Regions from separate parts of the Mus musculus genome. Here all the other regions are linked to region 2. Evidence: chromatin loops called from intact Hi-C (ENCODE). Cell type or tissue: heart. All regions are shown on one strand.

Region 1 (8,000 bases), 160 kb after region 2:
AACCCACCATAGACGAGCTGCAGATGAGGGGGTGATCAGAAAGGGAATTACAAGGTTCCACAGCTAGGAAGGGTGGTTAGAAAAACGAGAAAGCCCAGGGGTGGAGACTCCCATGGAGATGGATTCCTTCATAGTAGTAGGGTGTAGTTGCTGCAGGGATTTGAAACCAGGACTGTGAAACTGTTTGTGTTGGTTGGGTTTTGTCAACTTGACCAACCCTAGACATCTCTGAGAAGAGGGAATCTTAATTTAGGAAGATGCCTCCATCAGATTGGCCTGTAGGCAAGTCTGTGGAAGCATTTTCTTGATTTGATGGATGTTGGAGTATGCAGTCCATGTGGAAATGCTACTCCTGGGTAGGTGGTCCCGGATGGTGTAAGAAAGCAGTCTGAGCAAGCCAAGGTAAGCACGTCAGCAAGAACTCCTCCAGAGCCTTCACTTTATTCAGTTCCTGCTTCTCGGTTCATTGCCCCTGGAGTCCCTTTCTTGACTCCTCTCAATGGTGGAGTGCGAGCTGAGAGTTGTAAGTTGAAAGAAACCCTCTCCTTCCCAAGTTTCTTTTGGCTTTAACACAGTTATGGAAACCCTAAGACACTGTCATCATTAGACCACTGAATATTGTTGTAAAAATATGGGGGTGGGGTAGGAGGGGAGCTGGAAAGATGATTCAGCAGTTAGAAGCACCTGCTGCTTGTGTAGAGGACCCTAGATCAGTTCCAAGCACCAATGCTATAGTTCACAATCATCTGTAACTCTAGCTCCAGGGCATCTGATGCCATCTTCTGACCTCCTTGTCTACCAGGAGTGAATTTGGGACACATGTATCCATGTAGGCAAAACACTCACACACATAAAAATTTAACTTAAAAAAATAATTTAAAGACAAAGAGAATTCAAGTTATAATCTCTGAGTGAATGGTGGTTGGGATATTAGTGAATATTAGGGTTCAGTGGGCCCCTCTGGGGGATTCCAGGCTCTTATGTCCCCGAAGAACTGGATAGGGACACACGGACATTAGCAGGAGCAGGGGCTGCTTATTAATAGATGGCACACTTGAGTCCAAGGAGGAAGATGTGGACCAGAACAAGGAGGTTAGTAGCACAAATGCAACGCTGTCCAAAGAATGGATCTCATATGTCACACATCTATCTGTCTTTTGAGTTTGTCTGCCAAACATGGGATTTCTTGATCATGCTTTGTCTTCTACATGTAGTTCTACATACAGTTTCATGCATCACGTGTCTCATTAGCACCTTAAATTTTCACCCGGGGGAATGTGCTTTGTTTGTTATGAGTCACAGGTCATCTTCAGACACAGGCATGGCTGCACTGGGCCAACCAGTTCTACTTAGCCTGAGCAAGGAGGGACGGTGAGGCATAGAGACATGGAGGGGCAGGATGGGAGGAAAGTTCCAGCCTTCCTCTTTTCCAACCAGCTTCTTCTCCTCTGTCAGTTCCATGGCCTTTGTGTGATGTCCTCTAGAGCTCACCTGGACCTCTTCTACAGTATTCTCTTGCCTCAGTTGAAAGCCCAAGGAAGACTGGAAGGCCTTGACTCTGGGCCACAGGGACCTCGTGTTGCTTTAGGGGTTAGCTGAAGTGGGCACATCCAAGTGGCATTCAGGATGGCTTGGTTCCTTCCATGTGTAGTTTGCTCAAATTCTCTCCACAGGAATTGTGACTCGCCAACTTGGTCTTTCTAGAACTCCAGATTCCCAATGTCCTATATCTGACTACTACAGCCCTGCTCTCAAAGAGTCTCTCCTTTATCTTTCACCTAAGAGAGGTTTTCAGTAACACGTTAGATGCCCCCTGTGCTCATTGCCCCGTGCAGCTCCCCACTCCTAACTCAGAATCCTGACTCCCAAACAACAGACAGTTCCTTAAACAGTTTGATCTGCTGTAAAGCAGACTACTCACCAAGATCCAGCCATTCACTGTAGACGGTCTCTTTAGTTACCATATGACAATGATAAAAGTCACAGCTGTCACTCATGTTGCTTTAGGGGTTAGATGAAGTTGACACATCCAAGTGGCCATAGCAGGAGACAGCCCAGAACTGCCAGCAGTAACCTAAAGAGGCCCCCTTCATCTTTTAGGGACCTTGGCTTAGGTGAAGCCAGGTTGTTGACTTTGCCAGAGAAGAGTTTTGAGATTAGGAAGCATGAAGAAGGGTCAGACTTATTGAAAGACATTTTACCATGGCTCTGAGCACAGGGGTTAGGAGAAGTGCACAGGGAGGAGAGTAAGTATGAGAATGGCCTTTGGCGTGGCCTTTGCTTGTCACAGTGGTGACTGGATGCAGAGTTTTGGTAGCTTTGGGGGTTTCATTGTCCCGTGGGTTTCTAAAGGACTCTCCTTGCTTCTACCTCCACTGCCATTTGATTGTTGAGATTAAATGGTGGCTCCAAAGGTGCCTTAGATGCCATTGTAACCAGATAATATAAAACCAGGAACCACTAGGGGGCGAGGACATGTGCTGTTACTGTAAATAGGGTTTCCGGTGAGTCTTAGACAATTAAGGTTTACAGACTGAAGGAGAAAAAGAAGCCTGGAGTAGCCTTTAGTTGTGTGTGTTGGAGTTCTTGGTTCTTAACAGGACGTAGGCTTCAGGCAGACTTTGGGGTCCCTATGACTTTCGCTGCCTTCCCACCAGCACTACAAACCCTTCCCCAGTGTCTGGGCACACAGCAAGAGCTTCGTGAGTGTCTGCAGAGCTTTCCTGTTGATACAGGCTCACAGCCACACCCTGATAGCCTTTTCTGAAAGTATTCTCCTTCGGTTTGTTCACAATGTGACCTAAGCTCCAGGAACCATATCTGCCACACAGAAGGGATATTTTCCTATAAAAGCCCCATGACCCTTTACTTTCAGACAGGTGCTGCTGACACATGCAGCCCCATAGCCTCACTGTGAACTGGCTTGTTCCAGAACATTCTTGGCCCTTCAATCTCAACCCAGCCTGTCCTTCCACTGTGCTTACCACAGTCCTTCACAGAGAGCCTTCTGGGTACTAGGATCACCTGCCACTGTCCCAGCATCCAGAGAGGGTTACCTGTCCTTCCCACCTTGAGGCATTGGGCTTTCTGCCTCTTTGGGTTGTCCCTCTGTGCATAATAAAGGCCAGCCATTCTTGGTAAGACAGTGACAGGTAGTTCTTCTGTGAAGCCTTTCAGAGTTACCCCTTCCCACTCCTGGGTCCCCACTGTGAGAACACCTGTTTGTCTGTCTCTATTTTGAGAGCTCCTGATGTGGTACTGTTCTCAGTCTGGTTTGAAGATTTTTATTTATGTGCATTTGTGTGCACCTATGTGTGGGTATGCACAGGAGCATGCACACACACACACACACACACACACACACACACACTCGACGATGCTTTCAAAGGCAGAAGGTTATGGGGCCTCCTGGAGCTAGCGTTACAGGCAGTTGTGAGCTGCCAAATGTGGGTGCTGGGAATCCAACTCAGGTCCTCTGTAGTAGCAGTGGGAGCAGACTGAGTCTGCTCAGTGATGACTCCAGCACCACCTGCTTTTGCATTCTGTTCTGTTTGCTTTCTTTCTTTCTTTCTTTCTTTCTTTCTTTCTTTCTTTCTTTCTTTCTTTCTTTCTTCACAATGTCTCCTGTAACCCAGGTAAACTTCAAGTTCACTATTCAGCTGAGAATGGCCTTGAACTTCTGATCTTCCTGTTTCTGCTTTCCGAATGCTAAGATTACAGGCAATCACCACTATGCCCAGCTTGTTACCAAAAATTGTAATCCAAAAGCTTGGATTCCAGCAACCACCACGGGCTACCGTTGCCTGCCTATCCCTGACTTGTCAATTAAAGAGACTGGTAACAGAAAGAATTAGTGGGGATTTGTTCAATATGGCCACTTAGGAAATATGAATAAATAATAGGATCCAATGTGCCCAAGACTATCTGTCAGGGACAGGGGTTTAGGTTTAAATAGAGGACAAGAGGTATATCTGAGCAGTCCTGGTCAAGGGGTGGCCCCGCCCATCACTGACCCTCATAGCTCAGCTCCGGTATTTTAGGTATTTCAAGGTGGTAGGAAGTTGATTGACAGCTAAGCTATTAATTGCTGGGGCAGCAGACTTGTCTTCATGAAAACTTGGCCACATTTGGTGAAGTGAGAGGTATCCTGAGCAGTTTCACTCTTCAAGGTGACTCAAGAGGAAAGGTGACAAGGTTTGGGGAGTTAGTTCACTGGCGCAGAGTTAGCACAGGAACACACGGAGTCAGCTCTGAAAATAAGTGAGTTCTTGGAAGCCAACAGGAAAGGACAACAGCTTATCTCTGTGACGACAGTCTAAGTACAGGCATGAAAGGAAGGCAGAGATACCAGGTCTGTAGGTCTGAATGGAGCCAGCGCTCTCCCCCCCCCCCCCCCCCCAAAAATAACCAGCATCTTCAGGTGTCTGTTTCAAGACGTCTGGTTTGCCCGAAGTTCCAAACCTAAAGTTTCTCTCATGGAAGCCCCCTCAGAAGTGTTCGCAGAGAGTTCTAGCTAGATTTGTTAAACTCCTGAACAGAGGAGGAGACAGCCTGAGGAAATCCAAGGATCCCCTTAAGGAAAGGGTAGACCTGAGGTCTGGAGACAGGATCGGGTCAGTGCACCCCGCCCCCTGTTGGAGAGAGGAAGAACTGCAAGCGGCTTTGGGCTGGAATCTGGAGGCCTAAGTGAATTAATTGAATGGCAGCTAGCCCAGCCCTGGAGAGGTGCTGGAAGGAGTGGAGTTCGCCCTGGACCTCTCCTCTGCCTCCCGCGCAGCAGTCCACATCTGTCCTGGGACAGGCACACAGACTGTGTAATCAGGCTCAGCTGGTAATCAGGGAAGTGCCGAACAGACGCTAGACGAAATTATCTCCCTGTCCCAGACAAAGTGGCCTTGCAGATGAGGGTTAAAACCAGACATGGTAGAAAAAACAAAGGAAGGAGAGTGGCAGCTGCTAAGGAACACCTGGCCGGTGGCCGGCTCCCAACTGTCTGCATTCACCCACAGAGCCTCCGAAGCCAGGGTGGGTTACCAAGGGAAGGGGGACTTCAGACCAGTGGCGTTTGGTGCCAGAATCATTGTTACAGGAGGAATAGCCTAGACCCACAGTTGCAAGAGAGGAGAGCAGAATCAGTTTCCGGCAAATGGCCAGCTGTGTAAATGAGCATGGAAACGTGCTCCCATTTCACTGAGGGGACTGTGCTCCCACTTTCAACGTGCAGATGGTATTAGCTTTCCCCCACCCTCTTCCCAGGATAAGAGTCCATTTCTATTCCTGTACTTGTGACATTGGGGTCTTCAGAAGGGACTTTGCAAGTGTTACTTGAAGCTTCCGAGTTCACAGGCTGTGGCAGAGGGGGTTTAGGGGGAAATAATCTTAGGAACTATAGAGATTGTGTGGAAGACGGAGAGCTCTAATACTTCGAGGGAGACATGCCTGGCCCATTCCGTAAGGGCTCTGTGTCAGGCACAGTGCTGGGCACATGGTGTTGAGCCAAAGTGAGCTGAGCAAGTTTTTGTCCTCACAAAGCTTCCTGTCATTGGGTACTGGGCGTGGCGGGAGCAAATGCTCACACAATGTAAAACTGCACCTGTTCAGTATTAGGAAGAAGGGATGGGAGTGTCTCTGGAGTAGACTTGATCCTGCTAGGGAAGGCCACAGAGAAGGTGGCAAGTGTGCTGAAGGGGAAGACAGGTGAATTAGCCAGTCCTGGAGAGAGAGGACCAGGAGTGTCCCAGCCGCTGGGCGGGCGGGGTGGGGGTGCAGGGCAGGGGCAGGCACAGCAGCTGCAGGTGGGTGGGGCTTGTTCTCAGGTGTGTGTTAATGTGCGGTTCAGCCTTAGCTGCACTATCTACCCTAGTTTATAACACTCCGGCTTGAGGCCACTGAATACAGGATTGAAAAATTTTTTAAAAAAATAAAATAAAAAAATAAAAATAAAAAAAGCCAGCAGTAAAAGGTTTCAGAACACACAGTGACCAAAAGCAGACTCAAAAGCAGGCACATAGTGAGTCTGAGCTGGGTCTGGTGCTGCTTGCCTCTGTTGCACTGCAACCTTGCTGCAGTTTTGGTTCTAAAGCAGACTTTGCACTGTGCCTGCCATGAAGCCACGTGAGGCTGTGAGTCTGCCTGAACCACCTCTGCTGAGGCTCCAGGCGCCTGTGTGTTACAGACTAAGAACGCTCTGCTTTAAGGGCAATGTTTTCTACCCTTCAGGAAACAACATGATCTAGTTATGCAAGCAGACTTTGGGTATTTTCTTACTGTAGTTCTCCAGCTTGCATAGAATATACAATAAGGTTGTGTTTGGGATGTATTGTGTTCAAGTATTTAATTAAAGAAAACTGTTTCAGTCACTGAGTTTTGGCTTTGGACTAGGACAGAAATTCCAGCACCTTCAGAAATGACCCTAAACATCCTTCTGCCGTTTCGTACTTTGCACTGTGCAAAGCGTTAGCCTTATCATTGAATATTATAAAACAAAAGCACAGGTCAATTCTGACCAACGGTGAAGATGCTCTGTGTCCAGCAGTGTCGAATATTCGTCTAAGATTTACTTCTTTAATTAAAAAAGGCACGCCTCATCAGTATGCAGATATGTGTTTATCTTTATACAGGACAAAATTATATGTATGCCAATTGTTTAAAAGTATGTTTCTTTATAATTTGTTATCAGTAAATGTTTGATTTATACTCTTCTTTTATATATTTGTATATCTTGAGTCATGGAAAATTTTTTCTGAGGCAAAAAAGGATTGAAAGTGGAAAAGCTTAAGGAGCCTGATTGCACCATAATAGTGTTTACAGCACGAAGGTGGGGGCCAGAGGCAGGTAACATCAGTGGAACTGCAGGAAACCACCACAGCCGTGGAGCAAAACTAGCTACAGTGGCTACTGAGTACTGGGCCACTTCTTAGAATTGTGATAGCAGGCGCTGACAGATTCAGTTGGCACGATGGCATGGGACAAGTCCTGCCCACACTGCTCTGGTGCTGATCCAGGCCACGTCTACCTGGTTCTTACTGGCCAGATAGTTCAGCGAAACCCTCTGCTGAAGGAGAAGTTTGCCACCCTACTCAGGAATTAAAAAAAAAACAAAACAAAAAACCCAGAACCCTTGCCATAACAACAAGAGAGCATGGGGCACTCAGGGTTTTAAGCTTTTCCCCACTTGCTATCCCTTTTTCCAACTTTTACTGATAACAGATTGCAAAGACATCTATTTTAAACAATTGATTGCTGACCATGCAATTTTACCCTTTATTAAGGCCACAAGCAAATTTGCATGGTGATGAAACGGGTGAGCTTATTTTCACATAAAAAATTAAGCCGTAGTTAATAGTCTGGAGGACATTGCAGAGGGTGTGCCAGCGGCTGGTGATCCTGGCTCAGCTTAGCCAGGTCTTTTCCATGTATCATACTGAGGTCTGACTGCAGGCAACTGTGACCAAGGCTAGCTAGTTCTTCTCAGGACAGGTCACTGGACACAAAGCCAAGCCTGTTTACATTATGTCCACTAACATTCCATGGTGTGAAAAAAAAGTCACCAATGGGTCAGGAAGTGAAGGTTCCACCCACAGTGGGAAGGGACAGGAGATGAGTGTTTGCTGTACAATAATCCCTGAGACCACACCAGTCACAGGAGCAGCGCAGTCTGGAACAGGCATTTCAACCGCCCACCCTTTCCTTCTTGTTCTCCCTAAACATTAAATTCTTCCTGAGAACATTAGGTTGCCTCAGTTGTGCTGTGAAGGATGAAAGGGAACAAGTCTGTCCACCATTGAACCTGAGCATTAAGTGGAAGTGAACGTGCTTGAGTCCCAAGTGGGAGATGGAACTCAGGGGACCATTTTCTAAGAAATCCTGTCGGAGAGCCACAGTCCTCAGGGCTTTCCTTCCCAGCACTCCTCCCGTTGGGCTCTGGGGTTGCATACAGAGTTCAGTTTCAGAAGAAGTCAGTTTCCTTGAAGTGCGTGCAATGAGTCAGATGACAGTAT
Region 2 (8,000 bases):
CAATCCCCATCAAAATTCCAACTCAATTCTTCAACGAATTGGAAGGAGCAATTTGCAAATTTGTCTGGAATAACAAAAAACCTAGGATAGCAAAAAGTCTTCTCAAGGATAAAAGAACTTCTGGCGGAATCACCATGCCAGACCTAAAGCTTTACTACAGAGCAATTGTGATAAAAACTGCATGGTACTGGTATAGAGACAGACAAGTAGACCAATGGAATAGAATTGAAGATCCAGAAATGAACCCACACACCTATGGTCACTTGATCTTCGACAAGGGAGCTAAAACCATCCAGTGGAAGAAAGACAGCATTTTCAACAATTGGTGCTGGCACAACTGGTTGTTATCGTGTAGAAGAATGCGAATCGATCCATACTTATCTCCTTGTACTAAGGTCAAATCTAAGTGGATCAAGGAACTTCACATAAAACCAGAGACACTGAAACTTATAGAGGAGAAAGTGGGGAAAAGCCTTGAAGATATGGGCACAGGGGAAAAATTCCTGAACAGAACAGCAATGGCTTGTGCTGTAAGATCGAGAATCGACAAATGGGACCTAATGAAACTCCAAAGTTTCTGCAAGGCAAAAGACACCGTCAATAAGACAAAAAGACCACCAACAGATTGGGAAAGGATCTTTACCTATCCTAAATCAGATAGGGGACTAATATCCAACATATATAAAGAACTCAAGAAGGTGGACTTCAGAAAATCAAATAACCCCATTAAAAAATGGGGCTCAGAACTGAACAAAGAATTCTCACCTGAGGAATACCGAATGGCAGAGAAGCACTTGAAAAAATGTTCAACATCCTTAATCATCAGGGAAATGCAAATCAAAACAACCCTGAGATTCCACCTCACACCAGTCAGAATGGCTAAGATCAAAAATTCAGGTGACAGCAGATGCTGGCGAGGATGTGGAGAAAGAGGAACACTCCTCCATTGTTGGTGGGAGTGCAGGCTTGTACAACCACTCTGGAAATCAGTCTGGCGGTTCCTCAGAAAACTGGACATAGTACTACCGGAGGATCCAGCAATACCTCTCCTGGGCATATATCCAGAAGATGCCCCAACAGGTAAGAAGGACACATGCTCCACTATGTTCATAGCAGCCTTATTTATAATAGCCAGAAGCTGGAAAGAACCTAGATGCCCCTCAACAGAGGAATGGATACAGAAAATGTGGTACATCTACACAATGGAGTACTACTCAGCTATTAAAAAGAATGAATTTATGAAATTCCTAGCCAAATGGATGGACCTGGAGGGCATCATCCTGAGTGAGGTAACACATTCACAAAGAAACTCACACAATATGTATTCACTGATAAGTGGATATTAGCCCCAAACCTAGGATACCCAAGATATAAGATATAATTTGCTAAACACATGAAACTCAAGGAGAATGAAGACTGAAGTGTGGACACTATGCCCCTCCTTAGATTTGGGAACAAAACACCCATGGAAGGAGTTACAGAGACGGAGTTTGGAGCTGAGATGAAAGGATGGACCATGTAGAGACTGCCATAGCCAGGGACCCACCCCATAATCAGCATCCAAACGCTGACACCATTGCATACACTAGCAAGATTTTATTGAAAGGACGCAGATGTAGCTGTCTCTTGTGAGACTATGCCGGGGCCCAGCAAACACAGAAGTGGATGCTCACAGTCAGCTAATGGATGGATCATAGGGCTCCCAATGGAGGAGCTAGAGAAAGTAGCCAAGGAGCTAAAGGGATCTGCAACCCTATAGGTGGAACAACATTATGAGCTAACCAGTACCCCGGAGCTCTTGACTCTAGCTGCATATATATCAAAAGATGGCCTAGTCGGCCATCACTGGAAAGAGAGGCCCATTGGACTTGCAAACTTTATATGCCCCAGTACAGGGGAATACCAGGGCCAAAAAGGGGGAGTGGGTGGGCAGGGGAGTGGGGGTGGGTGGATATGGGGGACTTTTGGTATAGCATTGGAAATGTAAATGAGTTAAATACCTAATAAAAAATGGAAAAAAAAATTAAAAAAAAAAACATTTACATAGATGCATACAATAACAATAAAAAGAGGGCATGAATTTGAAGAGGGCTGGGGAGGGACATGACAGGAGGGAAGGTCTGGAAGGAGGTAAGGCAAGGGAGAAATGTAATTATAATTTCAAGAGAGTTTTAAAAATTAGTGACTTAGTTCTAAAGAGTAGAAATGGCATTCTCTCATAATTTTGACATTTAGATACATTTTTTTTCAATCATAAGGTCAATTTTGTTCCTGTATTGGTACAAAAGACTGTCAAGTAAATGAAAGTTTTTCTTCTTTTAAAAAGAATCTCCAAAAGTTATCAGTGCAAAGCTATAATCTAAAAGGCAGAGGTTTAGATATAGGTACTCTCCTAAGACAATATTTGAAGTCACATAGTATGTGCACGTGCGTGTGTGTGAGTGCATGTGCGCGTGTGCGATAGGGCTGTGTATGCAGGTGCTTGTGCCTGGTCATGTGGAGGCCAGAGACTGATAACTGTCTTCCTCTATTGCTCTCCACATTGTGATTTGAAAAGGGATCTGTCACTGAACCAGAACTGTTGCCACTTCCCCAGCAGAGGTGACAGACATACACTGTCATGCCTGGCTTCTTATGTAAATGCTGGAGAATTTGAAACCAGCAAGTGTTTCACTCTCTGAGCCACCTCCTCGGGCCCCCAGCCTTTATGCTGGTTACTTTATGTCAATATAGCACAAGCTAGAGCCATTTTGAAAAAGGGAACCTCAGCTAAGAAATGCCCCCACGGGGCTGGACCATTGGCAAGCTTGTGGCATACTTTCTTGGTTGTTGATTGATGGGCAGTGACACTCTGGGGCTGGTGGTCTTGGGCCCTGTAAGCAAACAGCTTGAGCAAGCCATAAAGAGGCAAGCCAATGACAGCACTCCCCCCATGGCCACTGCATGCAGGTTCCTTCCCCGAGTCCCTGCCCTAATTGCCTGGACTGCAGACTGCAAGAGTCAAGTGAAATAAACCCTTCCTCCCCAACTTGATTTTAGTCACGGTGTTTCATCATCGCGATAGAAACCCTACCTAACACAACCTAGTGAGATGGCTCAGTGGGTAAAGGAGTTCGCTGCCAAGCCCGATGACCTGAGTTCAGCCCCCAGGTGCCCCATGGAGGAAGGAGAGAACTACTCCTGCAAGTTTCTCTCTGAGCATGTGCGTATGGGCACCTGTGCTCGCACGCGTGCACGTGTGAATGCATATACACACAAAATCTTAAAATTGTAAAAATTTTAAACACTTCTTTTTTACTGTATGTGTGACCTTGGGAGGATGTTGGAATTATTAGAGATACAAAATATGGCCTCAATTTAGAAATTTGGCACCAGTAAGAAATGCCCCTACGATGCCCTCTATCGACCAGAGAGAACAGTAAGAACGAGGAAAGCCACGAAATGGAAGTCATTAGAATGAAGTAAGGGGCCTCAGGAGAAAGAGTTCCCTGCCCTTGCCCTGTTTCCCAGTGTCGGGGAGAAATTGATGAATGCTGTTCTGAGCAAATGGGCCACTCGCCACTGTCATCTGGCCACCTGTCTGTGAGGCAGACCCAGGGAAGAAAGACTCTCACCAGGGAATATGAACATCATGATCTCTGACACCTTGGAGCGCACATGTGAGAGGACAAGTGTGATGCAGGCTGAGCACCCTCAAATCCGAAAACCCCCAATCCCAAATGTCCTAAATTGGAAACGGTTGTAGAGGTGACACAATTCCTCAAGTGGAAAAAAAAAAATCCATTCTTTACCTGGACATGACGGTTTGAACCCAAAATAGAGACATTAAAAATGCCGCATAGCATCACCTTCAGGCTATGCGCATAAAGCAACTATGAAATGTAAATGCATTTTGTGTTTAGAATTGGGCCACATCTCCAAGGCATTATGCAGAAGAATGTGGAATCCGGAACACTTCGGGTTCCCAGCACTAGGGTACGGAATACCCTACTACACAGAAAACCACAGGGGAATGGAAGGGAAGGCGTGGCCACCCTTCACTGCTCTCTTCACCTGTAGATCGCAAGTGCCTCAAGTCCAAGTGTGTTTTCTGACTCTCACTGCAAAAGTGAAGCAGTACCTGCAAGTGCCCAGTAGGCGGTGCCCACGCACTCATTTAGCAAGACAAAGGCCACCAGGGACATCCCTCCATTCATCATGCCCACCAAGAAGCGAGTTACTGCAAAGAATTCATATGAGGGGGAAAATCCATTTGCGACAGCAAATAAGATGTCAAGAGCAAAACCTGGGGAGAGAGGAACAATATTCAATGACCCAGAAGCAAAACAGCATTTGGAGAAAATAATAAATTATATTCATCAGTTTGTAAAATAAACCTTTGTAAACTTAAATGCCCTGAGATATGGTTTTTTTTTCTACCAATTTGCCTTGAAAATGAGAAAGAAAAACCAAGGCCTGTTTTCTTTGTTTTACAATTTCTGTCAATCACACACCACTTTTCAGTTATATGTAATAATGCTAGGAATTGAAAATCCTCGTTCATATTCGGCCTGTCGAGACAGCTACGCCAGGTCCTATAGAGCTCATTTGAAATAAATCAACAGAGAAAAATACAGGCAATGGAAGGGAAGGCTGTGGCACTCCTTCGCTGCTCTCTTTAGGAGCAGGGCAGAGATTACAATTTGGGGGTTGCAGAAAGCACTGTCAAAAAAAAATGTCTTTAACAACAATATCTGGTCTTAGCCAGGTGAGCTCATTCCAAAAAACTGCTTGGCCGGAGTCGTCACGAGTGGCGCGTGGCTTCGCGCCAATGTAATAAACAGAAGCTCTCTGTCCACCTGCGAACTCACAGAGGACTTTCAGAAAATAACCCCCCCTTAGTATTTCCATAACAGTCCTGGGAAAATAAAGCCTCTTATTCAGTGTATGCATATGGCGACAGATTACCTGTGAGATAGACTTTTCTCCTTCCAAATCGATCTGAAAGCTGACCAAAGGAGATAACACCAACAAACACACCACTGAAGAAAGAGGAGCTGGCCGCGCTGACTTTGTAAGATCGGTTGGCAATTAAAAACCACTACAAGAAAAAGAAAGGAAGAAACAGAAAGGGGACAATTTAGGCCACAGACAGCAATATATGCAGTGAACTAAATTAGTCTTGTATACAGCCCAGACTGGGACACCTTACTGCATCAACCGCTATTAGCCAGAATCTGGTATAATATTCATCTTAGACCATATCCAAGCTTCAGAAATGCTGGAAGCCATTGCTGGAGTGGTTTATTTCCAGATTATTCTTCATATACTTCTAACAGAACGGAACACAGCATGTAAGTGCTAATTGCATATCTGATTGTTGACTGCGGCTTTATCCTGCATCCATGGCAGTCTTTGGAGAGGAGATGCATTGCTCCATTTCTGTTTTCTTGATGCCTGCACATCCCAGGGCACATTTGAAGTGACCAGTGAGTAATTCTTTCTTTTAACAGACTAGTGTGTTTAAAATTCCTTGAATATGTTTCTCAAAAAAAAAATTAAAATGGGAAATGGGGCTAAAGAGATGGTTCAGAGGTTAAAGATCACTTGGCTGGTCTTCCAGAGGACCCAGGTTTGATTCTCAGCACCCACATGACAGCTGACAACTGTTGGTAGCGCCAGTTGGTTCCAGGGATCCAATGCCATCCTTTGGGTTCTGAGGGCACTGCACAGACATCCGTGCAGTAGAAACATTCCGTGTGTGCTAGACTCATATACAGTGGAATATTATCCAACCTTTAAAGCTAACACAGTCGGATTCATGCTACAGCCCAGATAAACTCTGAAGACACTATAGTAAGTGAAACAAGCCAGGCATGAAGGAATAAATACTGCATAAAGCTAGTCACATGAGGTACCTGTAAGAGACAAAGATAAGGAGTAGTGGTTGCAGGGACTAGAGGAGGAGGAGCAAGAGAGCCACTGTTTAATGGAATCAGACTTTCCTCTAGAGATGGACAGTGGCAATGGCTGCAGGATAGTGTGAAGATACTCAAGGGCACAGAATTATACCCTTAACATTATTCTTTATGTTAAGTGGATAATGTCAGCTTTGCGCCATGCGTATTTACCACAACAGGAATTCCTAGAGTATGATTATCTATTGTAAGACAATCATGACCTTAGATTATGATCAGCACCATCTTCTGACACCCTGTCTAGGGATGCTTAGTAGTAGAGATCAGTACAGTATGTCACAGAGATAGCAACCTCGGAGGGTACAAGAATCTTCATATTTCATCTTCCCAGTGCCCTTGCAGGGTCACCCAAGGGCCCTTCTTATTGAGAATTCTCAAGTGGCACTGTTCTGGGCCGCCTGACTCTGTTTTTATGTTACCCCTTCTCTAGGCTCTGACACTATTCATTAGGGCCCCCAAAGCACATCTTCTCTCTCTCTCTCTCTCTCTCTCTCTCTCTCTCTCTCTCTCTCTCTCTCTCTCTCTCTCTTCTTGCTCTGTATCTCCTATAAGCCTGGACTGATGAAGGTCTAGACAAGACAGTCCTAAGGCTCATGACAGACAGGGTATAATATATGTCAGAATGTCATGTAAGAGTCATGAAGAGAGCTCTGGCACTTGGAGAAGAGTTTTGTTCTGTGAGAAGTTCATTTATTTTGGATACACCGGTAGGTCTGCAGAAGAATGTTCAGCTCAGGAGGAATGAGCGTGGCGACATATTCTGAAATGGACAAATGAGACAGTAGATGCCATGCTGTCCTGCAGAAGACAGCTCAGCATCCATCACAGGGTCAGCCCTGCCCCTGTGACAGACAGACAGGAGCAGATGGAATTACCCTCCTAATTCAGATACTTGTTATAGTCATCATGTTCTTAATGTTCATGCTTACATGCTTTTAAAAACTGGCTTGCAGCTCTAGCCTTCCTTTCTCTGTTCTTTAGGGATTGCCAATCTGTTTGCACGATGAAGGCACTTAGGTGGACACTGAGCTGGCTCTGTTAACCAGGGAGAAGTGAGTATTCCGTTGACTGTATTTACCAAATTTCTCATATCCACTAAAAAGGCTACAGTACTTACTATCCCTCAGCAACTGAATAGCTGTCAACTTGGACAATGATTTTAGGAAGAAATGGCCCAAGGGACAGTTAGCCAGCAAATTCCAAATCCTGATTCTCAGGCTGCCAGTTCCAAGTGTCAAAGTAATTTCTACTAATCTTTCTTCAAGTCAGTGTTGGTTAGGCCGTCACTTCTCCTGGAATTCATTCAAGAATGACCAGAAAAGCTGAAAAGCAGATTTTTTCCCCCCAATGCTAACTAGAGAATGGCTGGCTAGAAGATGAAGTATCTCCCTAGCAGAGTCCCATGAAATGGAGTGGCAGAGGCAGGCCATCGGCTGACAGACAGATTTCCACAACCCTGACCTGACTCTGTTTTATGTGTTTTGTCTTCAGTTTTTCTAAAGTATCATTTAAATTCTTATTACTTAGCTACCATGTGATCTAAAAGGTTTTACTTTGTCCAAACTCAACTAAGATAAAGTAAGACAGGATCCCTGTATCTTGAAGACGGTTCGCAGATTTAGCTACCTGGAGAGGGTTGGAAGACTAGATCAGTTGCTAGCTCATTCTCTTACCCAATGGTTGATATTTAGTGTCAGGATAAGAGCCAAACCAGGAAATCATCAGGACACAAGAAATTAAACTATAACAAATCAAAATATAATGATGACTCTGACATTTTCAAGAAACATTTTAATGAATCTTTAGATTTTAAAAATCAAAATGTATAAATCATTCAAGTCCTTATTGGCTGGAGATTATTAAAGTGGTTCTTCCCTCATTTTTTGTTAATGGCAGGCCAAATTTTAAAGCAATTAGAATGAATATTCTCTGTACACTAATTCATTTCAAATTGAAGAATTGCTTGCAAATCCAAAATATGAAGATCCCACTTTCTCTCCATGTATATTAATAGGAAAGAAACTCTTTTTTAAAAATTTTTTT
Region 3 (8,000 bases), 120 kb after region 2:
CCATGGTTTGAGCATCCTCTTTCCCATCCAACTCCCAACACGAGGGTGACCAGGGACACGGGCCACTCCTATCCTAGCAGCTGTGCTTTCTAGAGCTCAGGTAACAAAAGCCACCACAGTTTTCAGTCCATCTGCCCAAGCATCTAATTGAGCCAGACAGCTTGTGTGAGCTCTAGATGGTGAGGAGACATGAGTATCTGAGGGTGCGCATCTGTGTGTACATCTCTGTTGTGTGTTAGTGCTTAGTGTTGGCTGCTGCTAGCCAGGCTGGGAAACCTTCCTCTCTCCCACATCGTCACTCCTGGCTCCCACCAGCCCTGCAGGGAAGGGGCTTCTCTGCTTGCCCATCTCTATGCTTGGGGATACCTGGGTTGAGCAGAGGTGAGGCTGAGCAGCACTGGTACCATATTCCCTTCTTTCCCTCTACCCTGCCTATTCTGGCCCATTACCCTCCTGGAGCTGATGTGAACAAAGGCAAACAATATACATCACAGCCATGAGGAACCCAGAGGGCCACTCTCTAGGTGGGTAGCTCTACAGCCCTCCCCTGAGGACAATACCTCTTTATAGGACAAAGGTGATTATGAAGAGAAAGTGAAGGTTCTCCTCTCCACAAAAACTCACCTAGGAACAGGGAGACAGGAGGTTGGCTATTATTCTCTCATTTCCTCTAAGCTTAATCAATCTAAAAAAAAATAGTATTTGGGTGTGATGGTACATGCCTTTAATCCCAACACATGAGAAGCAGAAACAAGCATATCTCTATGAGTTTGAGGTCAGCCTGGTCTCCATGGTGAGGGTCAGGCCAGCCAGGGCTGCATAGTGAGACCTTGTCAAAAATACCAAAAAGAAAGAAAGACAGGAAGGAAGAAAGGAAGGAAGATAGACAGAAAGAAGACAGAATTAGTGGTATCACTGGCAATGTGTAAATAATAGCAAATAATATATAATTGATAGTGACTAACAGTAAATTTCCCTTAATTTTGTAAAACACATAAATTTGGGACTGGAGGTCATCTTAGGCAAAGGCATTGCATGCTAGAATACTTAATATTTACATTTTAGCACAATTACATTGCCACCCAGCTAAATATATTCACTCACGTGTTAGGATGGGCAAGAATAAAGTACTGTCTTTGCACATACTGTGTGTCATATTTTACAGCGAATAATGAACATGAGTAAATGGGTAAAGAAAAAGAAAACCAAACATAACTCAAAAAGTAGAATTATCTAGTGGTCTCTAACTACTTGGATTCTGCTCCTAATTCCACCAATGATTTAAACTAATGTGTCAAACGTCCTTTAAAATATCATCTATTAATAAGCTGGTCTCATAGTAGAACCTTTCTCCAAAACATCCATATGCTTAAATAATCATGATTAAAGCATCCTCTAAAAGACACTTCACTTTACATAAATGTTAGCATTGCCTGTCTGGATCGTTCACCTTAATTACAGTGTCATAGACAGAATATGCTTTCATGTGCCCAGCACAACTATTTTTCTAACTATTGATTTAAAAAAATGCTGGCTCACAAAATGCCAGAGGAATTTTCCATGTTCATATAGTGTCTACTTGCACTTAAATATTGCATCAATAATCTGAAAACAAGGAACCGCCTGTGTGGCCAGACGCTGTAGATGCTATGGCTTCTATCATGGGCTGCTTTCAACTGCTATATTTTATGGCACAGATTCAGTGGGAATCTGATCTGCTAAAATATTTGGGCTGTGAAAACTCCCACACTGTGACAGATGTCAAGTCCAATTAAGTGACTCGTGTCCAGGTTTCTGTCCAATAGGATTTCCCATTAAATATCAATTTAGGGGGAAAAAATTCCATCCCCCTTCTTAAGCCTTTATCTCTTCCACCATCTCCAGGCTAAATCAATTGGTACCAGAAGAGCCAAGAAGCCACACAGGCAGCTGCCTCTCCTCTCTGGCTCTCCCAAGCTCCCCTTTCTCTGCTTCCCTGTCACTGTTACTCCAGAAGACGTCCACTTCTCTCCAATCTCTCTCCAGCATCTCCAAGCTACTGACTATATACATTTCACCACAAGGTAAAGAGGGGAGGGAGTGGGGTAGGGTAGGGGGTGTAACCAAACCTTGAAAGACTTTGAAACTGCAAAATTGGCGTCTGCTTATACAACACAGAAGTAGATGAGGGACAAGACAGAGGCAACCTTAAGCCCTAGTTACTGTATTGTTGTTCCTGGGAACTGGGGAGACACCGGCTGAACAAAGCATTATCTTGAAGAAGAAGAGAAAAATCACTTCTGAGCCCCTTCCATCCCTGACCGCACTTCCCAGTTTCGCCCCAGCCCGATTAAGGGAAGGGAAGGAGTCCTCAAGGAATGGAATTTTATCTTAACCATCTTTCTTATTGATTATTCTGCTATTAGAAAGTGGAGGAATCGTCCCTTTGATGTGATTGTTTTTATCTCAGCATCTCTTTTGTTATTTATACAGCCCTTTGAGTGGGGAGGCGTGAGGTTTCAACACTTCGACTTATAAAGATCAACAACGAATTTTCCTGAAATGTTTAAGAACAGTTAAAAACAAACCAACAAACAAACAAACGGGCGTTTTCAATCCATCAACTAAGTGAACAACCATACACCCGCTAAGACACCGCCGCTCGTTGTGGTGGTCGGCGAGATGACAGCTGCTTTTTCATCTGCGAATGTAATAAATATTGGCTGCTTTTAATATTTGCCAGGATCTCTCCTCCTTGTTTCCTGGAATTTTAACTCTAAAAGATTGACGAAAAGATTATCGACAGGGCTCTTGCAAGGTAAGACATCTTCACGTCTCTTTTTCTTTAGATTAAGTTGAGTCATATTGTATTTTATAGATGTATTCCTCACACATGGTCATAGACTTAAATGCCCACGAGAAATACCATTTATGACTATTTAAATATCTGGAGGATTTAAACGCGTGGGGGGACAGCCCGGGAACTTTTTGTCCGATCTGTAACTATGTCGTGGTTTGCTATGATTTTTCTCCCTGTGTATTTCTACCTCTTCACGCCAACTGCGTAGGTGTGAGTTGTTTCACTTATAAACGTAGAGAAAAGCCTGGGGGGCGGGGGGAGCAGCATGCAGTTCGTTTGGTTCATTTATTGTTATTCTGAGGATCCGTTTTCCTTGCACGGAAAGCTGTTTCTGAGCTCAGGTCTCTCCTGGGCAAATTCGAGGCCAGGAGCCGAACCTACATCCCCTCCCTGGCTTTTGTTTCTCTGAAGCGAGGCTCTTACTCAGGAGCCTTGCCTGTGAGGGGCAAGGCGGGGTACAGAGGTCATAGCCCGGTCGTCCCTCCTGGTGGCGGAGGCCCAAAAGCTCAGCTCAGGCAGGTTTCTATCCCCATCTGCCCACCCAGATCACCCGCAAGCCCAGTGGTTCTCGAAGACGCGAAGGCCCTCGAGCTGCCGGCCCGAGGTGGCTTTTCCAGGAGGGCATCGTCTGGGGAAAGCCCGGCGCAGACACGGGGCCGCGGCCAGGCCTCCCTGGGCCGCCGGTGGGCTGCGGGGCTCCGGTCCCCTAAGCTCACGAACTTCACCCGCACAGATACAGCTTGCGCCCGGGGCGTCCCGCACTGGTGCCTCGGAGTCCATCCCTCTCTGGCCCTCCCCAGCCCCTTCGCCCGCAGCGACCTGGCCGCCTGCGTTTTCCCGGGAGGTAGTCGGCAGACTGCCGGGCATTGTGTGATCCACGTCCCTAGGTCCCCAATGTGTGTGGCAGTCTGCGTGACAGATGGTGCTCCGGGAGAGTATGAGGGCCGAGGAGTCAATTTTCTTTTGAAAGGACCGAACACATGTGTTCGGTCATTTCTTTATTATTTCGGAGAAACGCGGGGAGGGGACGGCAAGAAAGCCTTCCCGGCCTAGGTTCCAGGATGGGGTTCGCCCGCACCCCAGCGTAGCCCAGACCCTCAGGCGCTGGGAGTCTCCAGCTGCCTTGCCCTAGGCCCTCGGGTGGGAAGCACACTCTGCATCTCCATTAAAACCCAGATGCATCCATCCTTCGGGCATCCATCCCTTCGGGATCTTTCCTGTGTCTGGGAAGGGAACGGAGCAAGGGAGGCGGGAGAGAGCAGCTGATGTCTGGCCAGAGGAGACTCAAGATGTCAGCCGGCCCCAGAGGTCCACGGTTCTTCAGCCCCAGCGCCACTGGCCCCTCTGGCAGTCTTCTGTGTGGGTTCAGAATGCGCTTTGATACCCGCTCCTTGCCTCCCCACTTGCGTGGGCCTGAAACGAGGAGAGGACCAGTGTCCCCAGGTCCCCTCCTAGAAGTCCAGGTTTGCTAGGCCCTCGCCACTACTCCTTGCAAATCAAGAACCAGATTCCTTTTATTAACTGACTTTCTGACTCCCCATCAGCCTCCAAAATGATGCTGAGTCCGGACCAAGCCGCCGACTCAGATCACCCCAGCTCGACGCACTCGGACCCGGAGTCTCTGGGCGGCGCAGACACCAAGGTTCTGGGCAGCGTGTCGGACCTAGAGCCAGTGGAGGAGGCGGACGGCGACGGCAAGGGAGGCAGCCGGGCCGCGCTCTACCCGCACCCGCAGCAGCTGAGCCGCGAAGAAAAGCGCCGCCGCCGGCGCGCCACGGCCAAGTACCGATCGGCCCACGCCACCCGCGAGCGCATCCGAGTGGAGGCTTTCAACCTGGCCTTCGCCGAGCTCCGCAAACTACTACCCACGCTGCCTCCGGACAAGAAGCTCTCCAAGATCGAGATTCTGCGCTTGGCCATCTGCTACATCTCCTATCTCAACCATGTCCTGGACGTGTAGGGAGGGCTACGCCGCGGGAGGCCGCGGGTCCGGAAGACTGCCAAAGGCGACTCATCCGGACTGCCAGGCTAGAGGTTTGCCCAGAGACACTTGAACGCAGGAGAAAGCTTTGCAGCCTGTTCTTTCTAGTCATCAAGGCAACAGGAGAAGATTTCCCAGCCTGGGAGGTGGGGTTGGGTAGAAAGACCTGGGGCTTGCAAGGGGATTTTCCTGGCCAGAAAATCCTTCTGGAGGCACCTAGAATGAGATGCCCTGGGGCCTCCCCTCAGTGTGTTAGGACCCCCCGAGGGGGTGGTTGGTTTAAGCTACTGGAGGCTTTTCATTTCCCTGTATTTCTATCCTACACACCTTCACGTTCTGAAAGAATGAGGACAGCTTAGCCCAGGCTGATGGCTTCAAACTATGACTATCTGGGATTTTTCTAACTGACAAATCACCAAACCTTGGGGAGAAAAAAAAAGATGAAAATCTTTTCCATATCTAGATTAAGACACAGAAAGGTGTACCAGCAAACTTTTTGTTACCATGGCAAATGAAAAATTACATTCTAATCTAAATAAAATCCTGAATATTTGGTGAGGTTAAAAAAAATACATTCAGAACAGACAGACATACACTGTGGCAGGATTTGAGCTTGGTGAGACTTTAACCCCAAGATAGGACACTAAAGTAGATAGAAAAATCCATATTTAAATGGAAAATGTAACATCTGATTGCTTTTTCGGGCAAAATGCCCCTTTAAATATCCAAAAACACCCCGTCTATTTGTGACCTTAACATGTGGACTCATAGATGCAGTTAGAAAAAGACAACCTATTTTTATTTATGTTAGAAGGAGTAGAGTATTTTTTTCAAGACATTTATTTTTCAGAGTGGTGATAATTTTACTTTGGATACTCTGTGCCAATTTATTTATAGTCAAGTGTTTACACTCCCTCCCAACCCCCGTGAAATAATTGCGTCTAACTCTTTATGTGTTTGTTGAGATTATCTTGTGGTTTTGCCTCTTTTTTTTTCCTGATTATATTGCACTTGTACAAGAGAGTCCCTGCTTCCCCCTGTTTCTAAGCATATTTTATATATCAAGAAGTTGGTTCTTTGGTTGTGAGATCAGCAACACTAGCCCTTCACTATTATAGTTTTATAAAAAGTTAAGTGTTGTTATTCTTACCAGTAGTTTTGTCTGAAAAGTACTTTACTGTTTTTAAGGAGAGTAGCTCCTTTGTGTGTGTGCGTGACGTTTGTGCGTGGGATGATTTTAGGAAATTACATTATTTTCCTAAAAAAGAAACGAAAAAAGAATTCAGAACTACTTTCCTCTGTGACAACCAAAAAGAAAAGTCTATGACCTAGAAATGTTTCATGTTCTCAGCTGTGAAACTCTTAAAGTAAGAGGTGTATTTTAGAGACAAGGAAGAAAGAAGAAGAAGAAGAAGAAGAAGAAGAAGAAGAAGAAGAAGAAGAAGAAGAAGAAGAAGAACCACATCTGCTATCCAAAGATTTTAGTCTTTTTCAGGGTTTTTTTGTGTCTCTGTTGCTTTATATAATGCAATATTTTGTAGTGAAAATAGATATAACCTGGTTTCTACCTGACGAGTTTTTCATATCTCATGACTGGTGCGCTGTTTTGCATATAAATAAAGGTATCAGATTAAAGCTCTCCTCTTTATTTTAAGCATCTGTCTAGAAATCAAACATCCTGGCCAGGCGTGAAATGTCATAAGGGACTCAGTTCTTTAGAAAGGAGTTAGTTAAGCAAAAACACGAACAAAATTTTATACACATATAAAATTCGTATGCAGCCCAGCCTGGGATGGTATAGATCAGGTCTCGTCCATGAGGAAAAGCAGGGAGATGTGTCCATAAGAGCAGTACAGGGATCATAAGATGCCTTTTCTATCCTAAAAGGAACTTCGTAACTGTCTAACCCAAGCTCTTGGGAAAACTCGGGGCTAAGGAGGTGTCTGCATCCAGTGGCAGGGAAGATCAGGGAGTGGCCCCTACATCCATCAACCCAGCACCTGAGAGTTGGAGATGGGAGAACCAGAGGCTTAAGGTCATCTATCCTCAGCTATGCGGTGAAATTGAGGCCAGCCTGGGCTACGTGAGACCCTGCCCAAAAGAAAAAGGCAGTGAACAGACCCTTTTTGACAGCTTTCCCTCTGGGCACTTAAGCACAAAGCATGTGTCACTGAAACATCTAATTGGTACCCACGCTCAGCACCATGACACACTTGCCTTAAAACAACTTTTTATCAGGAACACTCATCTGCACAAACCTGGGTCTGGCATACTGTATAAGCAGAACCCATGAATAACTTGTAACTGTATTCCTGTATGTACATACGTATCTAGACTATTTGAACTATACCACACCAAATCTCCAGTTTCCATATTAAAAAGTGACTATATGGATTGTCAGTTTATGTCCACACAGTCTGTGGCTCATAGTGTTTTTTGGTTTTCTTCCAGGTTTCTTGTAGTAAGCTTCACCAAAACTTAGCAAGCAAGGTTTTGGTTTCTTCTATCTGGAGGTGTGGGGTTTGAAGTCCCTTCTGACCCAGGGTATGCAAAAGAACATCTTTCTTTTACTCCTCTTGGGACAAGGTCTTGGCCACAGCAGCAGTGGCTGTTCAGTCTATGGGCTGCGAAGACACCTGTGATCTGTGACACTATTGTAGCTGTGGGTGGCTCTAGGGAACAGGAGGAAGTGACAGCTCTCAGCCTTCACAGAGCCAGTCTAGGAAATACCTTGTGTTAAAGAAACTCCTAACCTCTGGAAAGCTTCCACAGACCTTGTCTTGCACTGAGTGAAATCTAACTGACCAACACAGCTCTCCCTTTTACACCTGAGAGGGATCCATTCGCTGACTTCCAGGGACCAAGTATGTCCTTGCGCTTGAAGTAGGACAAGGGGCACATCCCCAGGTACACAACCCTCAGGGTCCTAGAGGAGATCTTTACAAAGCTGTTTTGAATCCTCCAGGAAGAGACTAAAGTGTTGTGACTCTCCCTAGAGCAGAGCGTAACTGGCTTATCCCTTGAAGGTAGTAAGGATCCAGCACCATGAGGGTTGGGCAGACTGAGAGAAGATTCTCTGAATAATAATGGTGAGATAACTCACTCTCACAGTGACCATTTGCTGAGGACATACTGTGTGCCAGGAAATGTCCTAGATCCTAAAAACGTGAGATCGAATTA

What was found. A loop is a pair of places that touch in the nucleus more often than their neighbours do. Peaks named below come from ENCODE experiments on the same cell type or tissue, not always from the same donor. Only the 100,000 strongest peaks of a DNase experiment are listed, where the experiment ranks them.
Region 1: a loop joins it to region 2, with 6 times the contacts of the local background. A loop is called at or near these places in 16 of 42 quality-filtered maps.
Region 3: it touches region 2 in a loop (2.3-fold over the local background); 2 of 42 quality-filtered maps call a loop at or near these places.

What each region holds. Positions count from the first base shown.
Region 1 is chr3:102,057,817-102,065,816 of GRCm38, forward strand. No RefSeq gene overlaps it. Among named protein-coding and RNA genes, the nearest start is that of Casq2, 25 kb to the right of the region's middle. In heart, CTCF peaks have their summits at 2,475 (motif pointing right) and 4,643 (motif pointing left); DNase peaks (open chromatin) are centred at 4,685 and 6,935; H3K4me3 peaks cover 723 bases; H3K27ac peaks cover 5,662 bases.
Region 2 is chr3:101,892,990-101,900,989 of GRCm38, forward strand. Slc22a15 (solute carrier family 22 (organic anion/cation transporter), member 15) reads right to left here. Exons shown (of 12, transcript NM_001039371.2): 3 at 4,948-5,080; 4 at 4,121-4,285. Among named protein-coding and RNA genes, the nearest start is that of Slc22a15, 27 kb to the right of the region's middle. In heart, a CTCF peak has its summit at 4,137; a DNase peak (open chromatin) is centred at 4,132.
Region 3 is chr3:102,008,263-102,016,262 of GRCm38, forward strand. It overlaps Nhlh2 (nescient helix loop helix 2), which reads left to right and starts at 1,883. Exons shown (of 3, transcript NM_178777.3): 1 at 1,883-2,063; 2 at 2,473-2,797; 3 at 4,384-7,230. The coding sequence starts at 4,392. The coding sequence ends at 4,799. In heart, no CTCF peak of the experiment used is centred here; no DNase peak of the experiment used is centred here; H3K4me3 peaks cover 2,569 bases; H3K27ac peaks cover 939 bases; H3K27me3 peaks cover 4,791 bases.